Linked DNA regions of Mus musculus: region 1 is linked to region 2. The links are chromatin loops, found by intact Hi-C in ENCODE. Cell type or tissue: left cerebral cortex. All regions are shown on one strand. Each heading gives the region's core, and the rest is flanking DNA. Links, peaks and the distances in the headings are about the cores only. Region 1 holds the start of Wnk1 (WNK lysine deficient protein kinase 1). Region 2 holds the start of Fbxl14 (F-box and leucine-rich repeat protein 14).

Region 1 (8,327 bases), core at 250-8,249, 560 kb after region 2:
GTTCCATTTTAAGTGTTGAACTCAAGGAATTATGTTCAAGAACTTGCCAGTTTCATGTTTGCTTCCACATGCTGAGTTAACGTTCTTTCACATTTTTAAAATAAAAACAAAACGAACACTCATTTCCAATGGTGAAAATAAATTTCAAGCATATAGAGAAGTGGAAGAGAAAGCTTAATCGACTATCTTTAAGTGAACAATCATATGCTGATAATTGTTGAAGCTGGGTAATTGCTCACCTTCACTAGATATTTAGAAGCAAACTCCATTTTTTTTTTTTTCTGAGACAGGGTTTCTCTGTATAATCCTGGCTGTCCTAGAACTCACTTTGTAGACCAGGCTGGCCTCCAACTCAGAAATCCGCCTGCCTCTGCCTCCCGAGTGTCGGGATTAAAGGCATGCACCACCACATAGAAGCAAATTCCAAACATTATTCCTTTCACATTTCAAATGACCTTGGGACATTTGGAAACCAAGCTGTTTATTAATTCTTGGGTAAATCAAGTTCTGAGATTATTTCAGTTACTTTCCAATCCTATTTCAGTTTGGTCCATTTTCTTGACAAGAAATCAGTAGTGGCACTTTCATCTATGATGTAGCTGAAATTCTGCTTCCACCACAAATACATGCTCATTTCTGGATGTGAACAAGTGCTAACAAACCAATATTTATATAGATGCTTTATAATAACATTTATTTATCGCTATAATATATATTATATTATATTATATTATATTATATTATTTATATAAATATAAATTTATATAATAAATATAATAACATTTATTTATTGCTATAATTCAAGCAATTAGTAGTCCAAACTAATCTAGCATATACCTGCACTTTATTTATAACCTGAAAATTTCCCTGAGATTAAAAAAAAAAAGGAAGGAAGGAAGAAAGCACTGTAATCCCTCGGACTCTTGGGAAGTTTCATTTAAAAATCTTTTATATCCCTGGCATAGTGGCATTAACTTATAATTCTAATACTCTGGAGGCTGAGGCAGAGGGATCAACAAATTCAGGACAGTCTGGGCTATACTTTGGGACACTCACAAAAAGTCTTTTATAAGATATTACAACAATGATGGTATTATCACAACTTTCAAAGCACTTATACAATTTTGCATGGACTTTTACTATTCACTATGGACTGAATAGGATGAAGACAGACTAATGAACAGTGTCAGATCACAGCTAGCCATAAGGCTTAAGCACCTGTAGGTGGTTATATTGGTAGGTATATACTGTACCTTCCTACTCTGAAAGCACTTAAAGGGAAAGAGAGTTGGGAATCAGGGACTGGGTGGTTGTTTTGATGGTGGTGCAAGACTTTAATCCCAGCACTTGGGAGGCAGAGGCAGGTGAATTTCTGAGTTCGAGGCCAGCCTGGTCTACAGAATGAGTTCCAGGACAGCCAGGGCTATACAAAATCCTGTCTCGAAAAAACCAAAACAAAACAAAACAAAAAAGACAGTGTCTCACTACCCAGGCCAGACTGGCCTTGAACTTGAGGCTCTCCTGCCTCGACCAATAGAGTAAGTAGTTGGGATTTCCAGGCATGCCTTTATTAGCTACTATGCTATGATATTCTGCTATCAAGAAAGTTGTTCCTTAAAAGTACAGGGTCTTGTCTAACAATCAGATTTTAGAGATGGAAACACACAAGGCAGTTCATTATTGCAGAGGCTTAGAAGAGAATGAAGTGTACAGGAAAAAAAGGTTTGATATTTACTTAAAGCAAAAGAAAAAAAAAAAATTCCCAAAGGCTGAGGATATATTTAGCTCAGTGGGAAAGCACTTGTCCAGGCCCCACTTCTTCGATCCCCAACACGAAGGGAAACCCTTTTCCAATAATTCCATGTCTCCTGCCTGACATTAAACACACAAGTTTGTACTTAAATGACTCTTTTTACCCCTGGCTGATAACAATCCTTCTTGACACCAATAGTTCCTATCTTTTCCAAACACCTAACTAACTACAAGCTCCACAATCTCCCAATTTCAACCTCTTTGGACACTAGTCTTCCCGCCCTCTCAGAGTCAGAGAATTACAAGTAAAGAGTGAACTCGACAAACTGGCTTAACAGAGCCAAATTTGGGATCCAAACGACCGAATAAGAAAAAAGGGGGTGGGGCATTACCTGCAATTCACACCAGGCGACTTCCACAGTGGTTTCGGTGTCCAGACCTTTGTAGACTGTCTTAAAGGAGCCTCTGCCGATTTCGATGTCAAATTTGAGAAAGCGACCGTCATTGGACATTCCCACTGCCTTGGTCTCCAGCTCTTCGATATCATCCTGTTGCTGGCTCCTATCCTCCTGCGCCTCTTTGGCGCTGGCGCCACCACTGCCACTTCCACTTCTGGACGGCGGTGGCTCCTCTTTGCTCCCCACGAGGCTGGGCTGGGACACCGGGCGGTCTTTGCTGGTACTGCTGGGGACGGTCGTGGTGGCCGAGCCTACAACGGCTTGTTCCCCAGGGGAGGCAGCAGCCGAGGGTTGCTGAGACACCTGGGAAGCAACGGTGGCGGTCAAAGTTTCCTCTCTGTGAGGTTCGGGTGGAGCACTCTGGGGCACCACTGCAGGTACACTAGGTTGCGGGATAGAGAGAGGGAGGCCCGGCAGCTCCAACGCGGTGGCATTGGAGTCGCAGATGACGCTTCGGCGGAAGAATCGGTGCTCCGTGGGGGTGGTGGTGGCGGCCGCCCCACGACTGTCCTTGTCCATAGTGTGCCGGCGGCGCCGATATTCCTCCGTCCTGCCAACTCCCGAGTCGGCGACCGTAGCCCCCAGTTTCTCGCCCACGGAAGAATCGGAGCTTGAGCCATTCTTGGGGACGGGCGCCGGAGGCGTAAGGAAGCCCGGAGTGCCGCTTTGCTTCTCGGCGGCACCGTCAGACATGGTCGGTCCGATGGAGTGAAGAATGCGGGCTCGGATTTATGAATGAAAAGGGAAAAGGGTGACCCGGAGAAGCCACCAAGAAGTGCTGGGCAGCGCTCCTACGGCGGGCTCCGAACCACCGGACGACTCCCACTCAGCACTGACAAGGCGCCCCGAGGGCGACGCGGGACACTGAGTCCGGCTGCTGCGGCGGCTGCTGCTGCTGGCACCGAAGCTGCTGCGGCTCACGGGGCGGGCTCGTCGGCGGGCTAGGAGGGAGCGGAGCCACGGGGGTTAGCGCCGCACAGTCCGCATCCATCCTGCAGCGAGCGGAGGCCGGTAGGGCTGGGGCAGCAGAAGCGCCGCAGTCATGAGGAGCAGGGCGCGGAATTGGCTCCTGGGCGAGAGGATGCGACCCAAGTGAAGACGGCTAAGCTCCCTCCGCTGCCGCTGCCGCCGTCGCCGCCCGCCCGCCGAGCACGGCGGGATAGGCCCTGAGGGCGGAGGCACAGCGCGCGAGGGACGAGCCCCGACGCCGGGCGGTGGCAGCCCGGGGCACAGGAGTGGGAGGGGCCGCGCAGGGGAAGGAGGGCCGCGGCCCGGGTTCCCGGTCGCTCGCTCGCTCGCTCGCTCGCTCGGCCGCCGCCTCAGGCAGCACGCGCCCCGGAGAGGGGACCAGTCTCAGAGGGCGCCCATCACTAGATGCTGAGGGCCGAAGCCTCGAAGCCTCGAAGCCTGAGGAGCGGCCCCCCCCGTCCCCGAGGCCTCCCCGCCCGCCCCGGGCCTGGCGAACCTCTTCCCCTCTCTGGCCGGCGCCGGGGGCAGAGGAGGGAGGGAACTGTGGGGAGGGGAGGGCCGCTCACCGCGGGGCCCGGGCTCCGCTACTTCTCTGGCCAGGAGGAGAGGAGACCGAAAGAACTGGGAGGAGGGGGAGAGGGAGAGAAAAAGAGCAGTCACCCCACTAGGCGCCTTCTGTCAGCGAAGAAGGGAGTACGGAATAGCCGAGCAGAAGGAGCGCGTCCGCCCGGGAAAACTCTCCGCTTTAAATGGCGCCGATGTCTGAAGCCTCCACACAGCCCGCTTGGACCCCGCCCCCCGCCGCCCGGGGCGGCCCCGCCCACATCGCGCTCGGGGGGCTCTCGCGCAGGCGTGCCGAGCTCGAGGCACGATGGGATTTGTAGTTTCGCGGTGAAAACCGTGAAAGGAACCCGGGAGGAACGCGCCTACTACTTCCGTGATGCCCTGCGATTGCTCTAGCCTGGTGCCTCCTGGGAATTGTAGTTCCTTTTTTTGAAAACCGCCCCATCTGAAAGCCTGATGGGAGCGTCATCGTGGGTCGCTCAATTCCGTTCCAAACTCAGTGCTCGCTATCAAAATCATTATTTAGGAATCAATTGCAAAAGAAGAGAAGAAAGGAGAAGAAAAGAAAGGAGAGAATGAGAGACTTCCGTCATGTTCTGCTTAGATAGCTCGTAGAGCTGCCATGCAATGAAAAATGATGTTGTTCGTCTTTAATGGAGAGCCTCCTTAGTGTTGTGACTAGGGGTGTGGGAGTGGAGAAGGAGGTAAAGCTGAATAACCTGAGCCTGAATTCGAAGACTCCCAGAAAACTTTGTGAAGAGTGCACATACCATCACTGTTGATTAGATGGGTGAGGGTAAACAAAATATATTCCATCCTTCTCTTCTTCACAACAACTAAAGCCGCATGCTCATCTCCAGTTTCCAAACAAGTACTTTGGCTGCAAAGATGGGCTGCCTACTAAATAAAACCCAGGATCAGAGCGAACCTCTTTGCTTTGCCGGAAACTTAACGGGAACGGGAGGTGTAGGGGGCGGGGAGAGGCGGGTGACAAGCATGGGAGGAGGTCGAGTTCGAAGATATTCTACATCTTTAATCTTTGATTACAAACTTGAGAGGACATAGTTGACTTTTGCCTCTATATTTGAGTAAAAATTATTTTCCTTTTGTTTTCTTATACCCTGCCTCGGTGGCTCAGTAAAACATCCCCTTTCTGTACTACACTTGCATATGTACACATATGTAATTTATACCAAGGCGCGGATCTCCGGAAACCTAGATCCGTGCAGTTTACAGTAATGGAATTCTTCTCTTCAAAATATCTTTAGTGCTTCCTGGACCACCTTTGCTACTACGTAAGATTATAGTTGTGATGAGCACCAGGGGGCACCAGACAGAGTAGGAAACCAAATTTATGAGCCAGATGGCAGTTACAAGTCTTAACCCAACCGGTGAGAGCGGGAAGCGCTTAAACGTACGCAACCGCACCCGAGCGTGAATACGCTGCAGTCGCAGCCCAGGACTGGAGCGAGCTCTGAAGCGCGTTTTCCTTGTCCAAGACTATATGAGAGGATCTCTGAGTGATTTGGAAGCGGCTAAACGGAAGATTCCTTGACTCAGTGTATCTAGATAAACTTCGCATAGAGAAGTCTTGCTATACAATTAATATTAACTTATCAGAAACGTTTAAAAAGAAGTCAGCACGTTTCCTTTTTTTTTTTCTTGCCGAAATCTACCATGTAAGTTTTAGTGTTTGTTTGAACCCTATGGCTGTTAGATTTAATAAAGAAGGCAGGTTGTGAACAGTTTGAAATACAAGTGCAGAAGGGGCAGGAAGAATACTGAAATATTAGTGCTCTACTGTTTTAGAAAATCATTAGTTCACTTTATTAATGGTAAGTCTGTTTTAGTACATTTAATTAGTGGTTTATCTCCAGTGATAAATCTAATGTCAGCAAATGAAGAAGTAACTATGAAGTGCATTTTTCTTGTACTTCTTAAGACTGTTGATTATAATTTTCTCAAAGTTGCTTTACCAGAGAAAACTTTGTTTATAACACAAAGAAACTTAATTATACAGTGGTGGGTTTTTAAAAGACCAGTAAATCACAGTTTTTTTTTTATTTATTGTATGTTTGTTTCTATAAAAAGAAATTAGGATATTTCTGTCCAGGTGGTTCTGAAACAATTTTATCGTTGTTGCTTATTCTTATTTACTAAACCCTGCAACTTTGGTCACATGACAATGGGCACAACTTCCTTAATATATATAATATAGCCATGACCTGTCAACACATCATTTCAAGCAAGAATACCTAGTCATTATAAATAACCTACTAATCATTGACTTTAAAAACCACACTTATCCACATGACAACTTTTCCTACTTAGCTTTACTAGGAAAACAGATACAATGGTGAGTATCGTCGCTGTGTGGGACGGTTAGACTTAAAGGTTGAACTATAGTATGGAGATTTACTACGCTCACATGTTCATCTCTCTTTATAATGATTAAATCCGTACTAAGTTCCCTGTTATTCTTGACTATAATTCCAGATCATACTTTCCCTTTCTCTGGAGTTTGTTTTCAAGTTCTCTCCCGTCCACACAAACCAGCAAGAGACTAAATAGAAGTGTGTGGAACGGACAGCCAGGGTTATACAGAGAAACCCTGTCTTAAAAAAGCCAAGAAAGAAAGAAAGAAAGAAAGAAAGAAAGAAAGAAAGAAAGAAAGGAAGAAAGAAGTGTGTGGAAGAGCTTAGTATACACAAATGCACTCAGAATGAACATCTGAAGCACTGGCATTTGGGTGACCAAGAATGCAAATCTGTTTTTCTTCTTCAGTGTGTTGATTCATGCTTCTCTCTTCCCATTGATAACTTACAGGCAATAAAAGTCGGCAACAGCTTTAAGGTAGACAGTGGCTGAAATGAACTGAACACATACTTGATCTAGAGTATGGTACAGTTCCCGGTAGCTTCCTGGATGTGGCTTATGGAGGGCCTCTTTCCCTTTTTTTTTTTTTTTTTCTTTTTTCTTTTTTTTCCCTCCTTTTCCATGTTCCTTTGACTTGCGTGTGAATGAGTTTTGTTTCATTCCTGTCATTCCCAACTGTGCTTGGCCTTCTTTTAAGCTCTCGCTTGTGTTTACTGTTTTACAAAAGCTCACTATGTACAGGTTGAATGCTGGATAGTATGGATCTCAACTTCAAGTATGAATGTCAGTCAAGAAACCCCTCTGACTTCTTTATCTAGAAATAATCTCCTCTTCCCTCAAATTTCATTATCCCTTATTTTCACCTCTGTGTCATAGATCACCTTCTAAAATGATTTGGTTTTATTTATGATTCCTTGACTCAGTGTATCTAGATAAACTTCACATAGAGAAGTCTTGCTATACAATTAATATTAACTTGTCAGAAACGTTTAAAAAGAGGTCAGCACGTTTCCTTTTTTTTTTTTCAGTCTTCACTCACTTTGTTCTGTAAAATAATGTCTACCATTGATCAGACAGTTACTTATATGTCAAGATCTTTACACAAACAGGCCTATCTGAACTTCGTAACTACTTCACAGGAAGTAAGCTTTTTAATCTTCACTTTATAAGCAAAACCCTAAGGAGTAAACAGATTAATGTGGAGAGATGGCTCAGAGGTTAAGAGCATTGATTGCTCTTCCAATGGACCCTAGTTTGATTCCCAGCACTCGCATGGTGGCTCACAACTGTCTGTAACTCCAGCTCCAGGGCCCCCAATGCCCTCTTCTGACATCTATGAGCACCGAAGACCCTCTTTAATTAATTAGTGGATCAATTAATCAATGAAACAACAAGGCTGTTGAGTAGTTGTTCATAGACCATGCCAATTTCAGAAGCTTTTTCTGACCCACACATCGCATTAGGATAGCTAAGACTGTAGAGCATTTAGGAAGAAAACCAAGCTGATCATTACTAAAACAAAACTCTACCAATACTAACACTGGCAACATTAGGATTATCCAAAGCCACTGCTTCACATGCCCAAGTACACTAAGCTGATTTAACTTCTGTAGAAGAGGAGGTTACACTTCTCAGAGAACTAAATTATGGATTGGGAATGCAGCTCAGTGGCCGAACGCATGCTGCCGTGCGTATGGCCTTCTTGTGTCAGATCCCTAGTACGGCAAACACACACACATGCAGATTAAATAAACAAATTAAATAACTCTTTGATTGACCTCTGGTGTTCTGTGTGTTCAGAAAGAGAAAAAAAAAAGCAGGTGTAATATACCTTTGGTTATTGTGAAATTTAAGAAGCTAATGTGATATACAGGATGGTGCATGGTCTACAGAGGAACCTCCACCCGACTAGGAGTGGGAATTTCCCTTTTTGCAACTAAGCTGAGTTAACAGACAAAGCCATGAGGAGAGATGAATGAATGACAGCTGAGAGATATTAGTCAAATTCCACAGGGTTAAGTTATTATGAATCAGAGGTGTCAAGTCCACTCCCAAGGCTCCTAAGAGCAGCTTCTAGTCTTGCAGGAGTATCTAGTTAGGAGGACAAATGAGAAGCAGCTTAGAGGAAGGAGGAAAGGGGAAGTGGTTACTCCTTGCAGAGGGTGAAATTGGTCCATAGGACCCCTTCACCCCTTCTCTGTAATGGTG
Region 2 (8,283 bases), core at 284-8,283:
AATAATGATGATGATGTCTTGTTCAGGTTCCCAAAGAGTCAAGGAAACAGCTAAGTCAGGTTGTTTTGTATCTAGATGTGTGAACTTGTAACTTATTTAAGATTCTCAGGTTCCTTTTCTCTGAACTAAAAACTCTTGGCTTCAGGGGTCATAAAAATACAATTCTGAAATCCTATCCTTCATGCAGATATTTAAGACCCGAGGCTACACTGTATAGAGTTGAGCTCTGCCCTAGATTCATAAAATATACATAAAGCATAAGGCTGGAGCATCTTTAACCAGACCAAAGAGTGTATGTGTGTCAGCACATACAGATGTATTAGGTATCCGTACAGCTGGGCCGTGCAATCTACAGTCTAAGTGGCCGAGGAAAAAGACAAAACCTGGTGTAGGTTAGAGCGCAAGGCAGGGGCAGAAGCAGTGGGAAGTTTTGACACAAAGTTGAAAGGGAAAGGAACTCACATGGGTGTATGGAAACAACAAGATTGTGGAAGGCAGGCACACTGGACAACTTCCAGAAATTTCTAGAACGAGAGCTGTCAAACTATGCTGACTAAAAGCCACTTTCTCCACCAAATTAAGACTCACTACTAAAGAGAAAGGAATGGTGGGAAGGCCGCCCGACTGGGGCAGTGGGTGTGGTGAGATGGTTAAAGGCGCTCTGAGAAGTAACGCGGGCTAGAGGGGATGGAATATGCGGGCAAGAGAGGATGAAGTATGCGGGCGGGAGAGGGCGTGGAGTAAGCGTGGACACCGAGGGGAGCAGCCCGTGGGCCATCGGGCGCTCTTTAGGGCTGCACGGTGCGGCGAGGCCGCCAGCCATCCCGGCGCGCATGGGGTTAAGCCTCCGCGGCCGAGGGCAGAGCCCGGTTTCCAAGGAAACGGCTCCACCAGTTCCGGCGGCGCGGGCGCGTACCACTGAGCGGGGGAGCCGGCGCGGAGGACGCGGAGGGCGCAGCGCGGCTGGCCGGCTCCTAGGGCGCAGGCCCGATCACGCCGGTGAGTTCGCCGCGTCCCGCCGCCCGCGGCCGTGAATCGGACCCGCGCGACTTAGGCGGGGGAGGAGCGGCGCGCGGCGGCCCCAGAGTCCCCCCGCGCAGCGGCCGAGTGCGAGCAGCCCGGGGCTGGGCAGTTTGAACCGCGGACGGCAGACAAAGGCAGCAGGAAGCCGTCCGCAGCCCGAGCGCCCGGCCCGGGCCTCGCCGGCGCGCGCAGCAGCGACGCGGCCGGGCGCGGGATGCCGCAGGGCGCGGGGCGGCGCGCGGGCGCGGACGCGGCGCCCGCCCCGGCCGGGATGTGAGGCCCGAGCGGCCGCGCGGGGGCGGGAAGGGCGGCAGGAAGGAAGCGCCGCTCGGACGCGCCGGGAGGAGGAGCGGCGGCCCGGCCGGAAGGCGGGGAGGGGCGGCCGTTGGCCCGCGGCGGGCCGCTCTCGGCGCCTCCCGGGGCGGCGGCGGCGCCCGCGCCTCCTGCACCCGGCGCGGCGTAGCGGCGGGAGGAAGATGGAGACCCACATCTCGTGCCTGTTCCCCGAGCTGCTGGCCATGATCTTCGGCTACTTGGACGTCCGAGACAAGGGTCGCGCGGCGCAGGTGTGCACGGCCTGGCGGGACGCCGCCTACCACAAGTCGGTGTGGCGGGGCGTGGAGGCCAAGCTGCACCTGCGCCGGGCGAACCCGTCGCTGTTCCCCAGCCTGCAGGCCCGGGGCATCCGCCGCGTGCAGATCCTCAGCCTCCGCCGCAGCCTCAGCTACGTGATCCAGGGCATGGCGAACATCGAGAGCCTCAACCTCAGCGGCTGCTACAACCTCACCGACAACGGCCTGGGCCACGCGTTCGTGCAGGAGATCGGCTCGCTGCGCGCTCTCAACTTGAGCCTTTGCAAGCAGATCACCGACAGCAGCCTGGGCCGCATAGCCCAGTACCTCAAGGGCCTGGAGGTGCTGGAGCTGGGGGGCTGCAGCAACATCACCAACACCGGCCTTCTGCTCATTGCCTGGGGGCTGCAGCGCCTCAAGAGCCTTAATCTCCGCAGCTGTCGCCACCTCTCGGATGTGGGCATCGGGCACCTGGCCGGCATGACGCGCAGCGCTGCCGAGGGCTGCCTGGGCCTGGAGCAGCTCACTCTTCAGGACTGCCAGAAACTCACGGATCTTTCCCTGAAGCACATCTCGCGAGGGCTGACGGGCCTCCGGCTCCTCAACCTCAGCTTCTGCGGCGGCATCTCGGACGCGGGCCTTCTGCACCTGTCGCACATGGGCAGCCTGCGCAGCCTGAACCTGCGCTCCTGCGACAACATCAGCGACACCGGCATCATGCATCTGGCCATGGGCAGCCTGCGCCTTTCCGGTCTGGATGTGTCGTTCTGTGACAAGGTGGGAGATCAGAGTCTGGCGTACATAGCCCAGGGACTGGACGGCCTCAAGTCCCTCTCCCTTTGCTCTTGCCATATCAGTGACGATGGCATCAACCGCATGGTGCGGCAGATGCACGGGCTGCGCACGCTCAACATTGGACAGTGTGTGCGCATCACGGACAAGGGCCTGGAGCTGATCGCTGAGCACCTGAGCCAGCTCACGGGCATAGATCTGTACGGCTGCACCAGGATCACCAAGCGCGGCCTGGAGCGCATCACGCAGCTGCCCTGCCTCAAGGTACTTAACCTGGGACTTTGGCAGATGACGGACAGTGAGAAGGTCAGGTGAGGGCGGCAGTTCCAGTTCCCCCGCCCCGCCCTGTTCATCCCAGGACCACCACTGTTCCGCACACTCACGCGCGCACTTACACGTTCAGGGCAGTGGCCGCGGTGGGGCGATGACGGAAGCCTGGGCTCTCTTCTCCTAGTCTGGCGCCCCTCTCCACTGCGTCTGGAGTTGTTCTGCTCCCTCTACCCACTCTCCTTTCCCAGTGAGGGGAGAGATGGACCCTGCTGTTTCTCTGCCCACTCTTCTGCAGGGTATGGAGACTTTCAGCCACCGACAACTGTATCCTGGGGCACTGCATTTGGAAATGGGGTGGGGGCGGGGAGGGACTAGTCGTTTCAACCCCGAGGAGTTGAGGAAAGATGCCTGCCTTCACTTACACTTTCATTTGGATACTGTGATCTGGCTTTTAATTCCAAACGTGTAGAAAGCAAGCCCGACTTGAACAGCCTTCTCATCCACTTTGTAGCCAGTCTCCTCTCATCGCTGCCCCTTTGGTATCTGCAACTCACTTCGGTTCTGGTTTTGTTCTTGTTCTGTTTTTTTGTTTTGTTTTTTATCTGCTTCCTTTTTAGTTTTCAAAGAAATTTGAAATCATTGTTCTTTTTTCTTTCTGCTGAGTATATTCTCATATATATATATATATATATATGTGTGTGTGTGTGTGTGTATGTATATATATATATGTCTGGCTACCTCGTTTTAGTTTACTTTTTTCTCTTAAGCCCTGGAATTCTACAAGAGAGATATTTTGAGATTGAAACATTTTTGTGCCTAGACTGGAAAGATGCCCACTGGGTTTGTATCTGTTTTTGGTTTTGGCTTCTTCCCAACCTCCCTGTACCCAATGTGCCCCACTTCCGCATCCTGGCTACGACCCCACCCCCCACCCCACCCCCAGTCTATTGGGCTTTGATGACCCAACCATGTTTCTATATTGATTTAATTTATAGCACAAATGTATGGGAGAAATGAGAGCAGAATTTCCTTTTTGTTTGTTTGTTTGAGATGCAGATTTGAGTCTTGAAGAGGAGTATTATATATGCAAATTATGCCCCACCCCAACCCTCTTGCAAGTCTTCCCACCGAGAGGTTAGCTAGTGAGGCTGTTAGCTAGTGAGGCTTCCCGTCCTGTCGGGGAGTGAGCCGTGTCAGCAGAGAGCCTGAGGCTATGTGAATGAAGGGAGGAGGCTGAACTTCATGTCCTGTCTGAGTTCTGTTCTCGAAACGGGAGCTTGTGGGTTTGAAAACTTTTGTTTCTAAATGGAGGAATAGATGACTTTATTTTGGTGGGGGGTTGGGACTGTGGCTTTAAAACAAATCGCTTTTGAGTAGGATGTATATTTTTGTTGGATATTTTGTTTGTTTATTTTTTTAGAGTCCTCCACAGCAACATGAGAGACCATGGAGAAACCCAGAGACCTTTATCAATTAATTGTACTGTTTGTGAATTTGTATAAATAACAAAGATCCTCTTAAAACGTTTATATTCTTACAGCAAAAGGTTAAACTGATATTTATATAATAAAAGAGGAAATATGAAGTATGTTTTTGAAAAAAAAAGCACAAAATCCCCCCCTTGTATCTGTGAATTATTTTTAAGGCATTGTGTGTCGGGTACATGCTCAGGTGGGAGGTGTTAGGAGTGCACAGAAACTGGAACTAAGGTGGAGTTCAGCTGGCTCATGTGCTGTAAGTTTATGGTTGAGAATTTCTTTTGTGTAAGATTTACCACTGACATCCAAATGTTCTGTCTCTAGAAATGTGATCAGACTGGAGAGTTCTATAAATTTTGGTTTTAAACTGTCAACATGGAAACTGAAAGAAAATGAAACTTTTTTTTTTTTTTAAGAGACCAGACTTGGAAGAGTCAGAGTGGCCAGTTTCTTTTTGGGAATGGTGGTGGTAGAGGTGAGATCCAGGGTAACTGTGAAGAAGCCGGTCCTGAGCTCTGGAAATGCGAGAGTAGGAGGGGTGTCCTCACATTGGGTGCACAGTGAGGGACACGCAGTAAGACGCAGAGGGAGCCAGCCATTGTTCCGGGGAAGTTGAAAGTGCTGTCCTAGCTGGCTGGCCCAGTCCTGCGTGCTCCTGTGTGTGTGCAGGTCCAGCGGAAGGGGGCAGCAGTGCTCTTTAACATCCCCCTTCAGGCCTGCCTGCATGCAGACCCTTTGCTGGGGCTTAGACTGGTCAAAGTTAAGGCACACTTTCGTTTGGAGCCCTTCTAGTGCCCAGGCTGGCCACTGAGCCATTGGTAAGGGTACAGGCTGGATTAAGGGCGGATAGATGGATACCAGCAATGTTAGCATAGTTCTCCTACATAGACAAGCAGCACTGTGACTTCTGTAAGCCGAGGGACAGAGGCGGGAGTGAGCGAGTCGCAGCCCTGGGTTCACGTTGGTGGGCTTTGTTTCTGAGGTCACTTTCTCCACTAGAAACCCAGGTTTCCTAGGTCAACCCATCTTTCCTAGGTCAACCCATCTTTCCCGGCAGACAGCTGGAACCCAGGTTGTTGCAGGGTGTGACGGTCCTGTACACTTTCTAAGCTTTAAGCCTGAACAACAGAAAAGCTGTGCCGTTCCTTTCTCAAGTCACCAAAACCTGCTCTGAGTCCCACACTAGATCTATCTTCCCTTTCTTTAGGGACAATACAGATTTCTATTCCCTAAAGACAAAGCATGCAACAACAAAAAGTAGGAATCCTGGAGAGCAGTCTGAATCAGGCCTGCTTCCTAGGAATCTCACCCAGCTCCCAGGGTCCCGCTGTGGTCCGGTCTGTAAGTCACGCCGCGATACCAGTCTCCATCGGATAAGCAAATAATCCCACGATCAGTACTCTGCAACAGTTTCTGTTTGTTTGAGTTTTAATTGTTAAGTGTAAGGTTAAGGGGCTGGAGAGACGGCTCGGTGGTGGGAGTGCATGCTGCCCTTGCAGGAGGCTGACGTGGAGCTCCCAGCGCCCCCAGTCTCAGGTAACCCCATCTCCAGGGGCCTCTGTGGGCACCTGCACTCAGGTGCACAGGCACACATGTAAGTCTCACATAATAAAAGTAAGTCTTTAAAGGGTCATAAATTAGTATTTGCAAGTTAAGATCATGGCATGGGTCTTAGTGTCCATGGCCTAGTTTCTTTCTGAATGGGGCGGGGGGGGGGGGGGGAGGAATACACGTTGGGAACCCATGTGGGCTTTGCATGGTACTTTACGTTTTTAACCCTTCAAGCGATCTACTGAAACATCTCCCTGTTTCTCCAGTGGGGCATAAACTGCCTCCTATCGCCTAACCAGGGAGGGAGCCACAATTCAATCTAACCCCCTTCTCAGGAAGATTGGTTGCTGACTCTATCTTGGTTTCCTGTGATGTGACCCTCAAAGAAATGAGTGGGAGCTGGGTGTACCCTGTACAGCTTCTGTTTCAAAGACAGTAGGGGTCGGGTCAGTACAGGAAGGGTTGATCCTTGCCCACGTCGCAGGAGAGAGGCTTTGAAGGCTGGAGGCTCAGGATTCACTGAGACAAGAAATGGAAAAAGCTGGACATGGAATGGAAGCTCATGCCCCAACAGAGGCCAAGGCAAGAGGATTACTTTAAGGTAAACCAGGGCTACATAGCAAGACTCTTGTCTCACAGGAGAGAGAAAAGAGCCACTGGGGTAGTGTGTGTGTGTGTATGAATTCATCATAAACCTTATAGTCCAATCACCTGGAAAAGGACTTCTTCAGGGGTCTCACCAACAGTAGCCTTTTCCTTTAATGTCTATAAATACAACTGTAAATGGGGTTCAGACAGCTTCTACAGTGTCCGAGGGTCACAGTGGACCTCTGGCTACCTGCTAGGGGGTGGTGTAAACTTGTCCCCCTTGCTGAGCCCCTCAGGCACGGCAGGCAGGAAGAGCAGGAAGTCCATCTGGACGTCCCCCACTTGAGGCAGCAGGGAGGATACTGCCCACTTCACATCTGCTAACACTGAAAGTTGGGACCAGGACCATTAAAGAGAAAACAAATGGATTTTTTTTTTTTAAAAAAAAATTTCAAATCTATAATAAACATCTTATTAAAAATACATGTTTCTTTTATTGTAGTTTTCTTCTTAAAGTTAAGGATGTGGGAGCTAGGGGTGCAGCTCAGATGCATTCCCCAGCATCACATAAACGGCCACCCCTCCCTCTAATACTCAGGGCAACAGAAGTTCAAGGCCATTCTTGGCTATTCACTGAGTTGGAAGCCAACCTGGGTGGGCTACATAGGAACCCACCCCATAGCCCCACAGAAAAAGGACAACTAGATATGATAGATATGATCTATCTTCCAAACCCTGAGGCTTCCCTGGAAGGGTGTTGATCTCGTTATGGGTTTTTTTGTTTGTTTTGTTTTGTTTTATTTTTGTTTGTTTGTTTGGTTGGTTTTTCGAGACAGGGTTTCTCTGTGTAGCCCTGGCTAGCCTGGAACTCAATGTCCTGGGAACTTGAATAAGCTACCCTCCTGCTTCAGCCTCCCTAGTGCTGAAAGTACAGACATCACCAAGCCTAGCTTTGAACTTAAGTTTTCAAAGGCAGAGGAGAAAGTTGTAGCCCCTAGGGACCACTGGGTTTTCAGGGAACAAGAGCCCTTTCATTAAGAGATAAGATCTCTGGAACAAAGCCAAGGCCTCCTGCAGCTGGCAGCTGCCTTCCCAGGTCTGAAAGGAAGAGGCTCTGCCTTCTGATCCTGGTTCTGCTCTGCCTAGGTGGGTGGAGCTCCAGAAGTCGTGGGATCCCCTCTCTTCCTGCATCAAACCTCACTCCTTTAGAGAGCTAATTCGATCCTCTGATGGAAGGAAAGACCTATATTTTATGCCATTGCCAACCCTGGAGAAGGTGTGAGACTTTGGAAATGAGGAAAGGACAGGGTTGGAAGCCAGCTCCGTTCAAACCAAAGCTCACGCAGGGGCCACACAGCTCATTTCTGTCAGCGTACTTGTTCCGACAGTAAATGGTAAGTTCTTTTTAAAGCAAATCTCACAAAGTAGCTAAGAAATCTCATTTAAATCTGTGGCGACTTCGTAATTTACAGCTGGTGAGATGTAAGTGCACGGCCTGTATTTCTGGGTTGTAACAGTGCTGGAAGTGTTCCCAAATGATCAGTTTCAGCCTCTTCCTCCTTGCCAGGGATCACTTCGGTCTTGCCAGGTGGAACTGCCTGTAGCCACCCAGCATGTATGGTACTCTGCAAACCCTGTCTTCCATTGAGGTGACATTACTGCCACAGTACATCTGCATCTGAGGGAGCCACTTAACCCTTATGCCAACAAAACGGCAATTTCCAGTATCTTGGCTGCCGTAAGTTAGCCCAGAGAGTGTACTCACTTTACAAGCAAGGAAAGAAAGTTTTGCTTTTAGTTATTGTTGTTCTCTGAGCCAGGGTCTCGCTCTAACGTAGACTGACCTGGAATTCACCATATGGCCCAGGCTGGCCTCAGACCTTGCTGGGATTATAACATGAGCCACCATGCCCTGGGCATCAGTTCTGATTAGCTCATTGCTCTTCTACTTTTGAATTGTGTAAGGCTCAAGCACCACGTGTCCTTATATGCCGAGGGGGGTTGGGGTG

Evidence for each region. Peaks named below come from ENCODE experiments on the same cell type or tissue, not always from the same donor. Only the 100,000 strongest peaks of a DNase experiment are listed, where the experiment ranks them.
Region 1: it touches region 2 in a loop (4-fold over the local background); 10 of 42 quality-filtered maps call a loop at or near these places.

Annotation. Positions count from the first base shown.
Region 1 is chr6:120,034,730-120,043,056 of GRCm38, forward strand. Wnk1 (WNK lysine deficient protein kinase 1) reads right to left here and starts at 3,926. Exons shown (of 28, transcript NM_001199084.1): 1 at 2,145-3,926. The coding sequence starts at 2,903. In left cerebral cortex, for the core only: CTCF peaks have their summits at 2,426 and 5,080 (motif pointing right); DNase peaks (open chromatin) are centred at 2,420, 2,721, 3,427, 4,052 and 1 more place; H3K4me3 peaks cover 5,089 bases; H3K27ac peaks cover 3,044 bases.
Region 2 is chr6:119,478,361-119,486,643 of GRCm38, forward strand. The region is part of intron 1 of Wnt5b (wingless-type MMTV integration site family, member 5B); the gene reads right to left. Fbxl14 (F-box and leucine-rich repeat protein 14) reads left to right here and starts at 1,308. Exons shown (of 1, transcript NM_133940.3): 1 at 1,308-5,526. The coding sequence starts at 1,500. The coding sequence ends at 2,702. In left cerebral cortex, for the core only: a CTCF peak has its summit at 4,807 (motif pointing right); DNase peaks (open chromatin) are centred at 647, 866, 1,868, 2,058 and 6 more places; H3K4me3 peaks cover 4,848 bases; H3K27ac peaks cover 2,560 bases.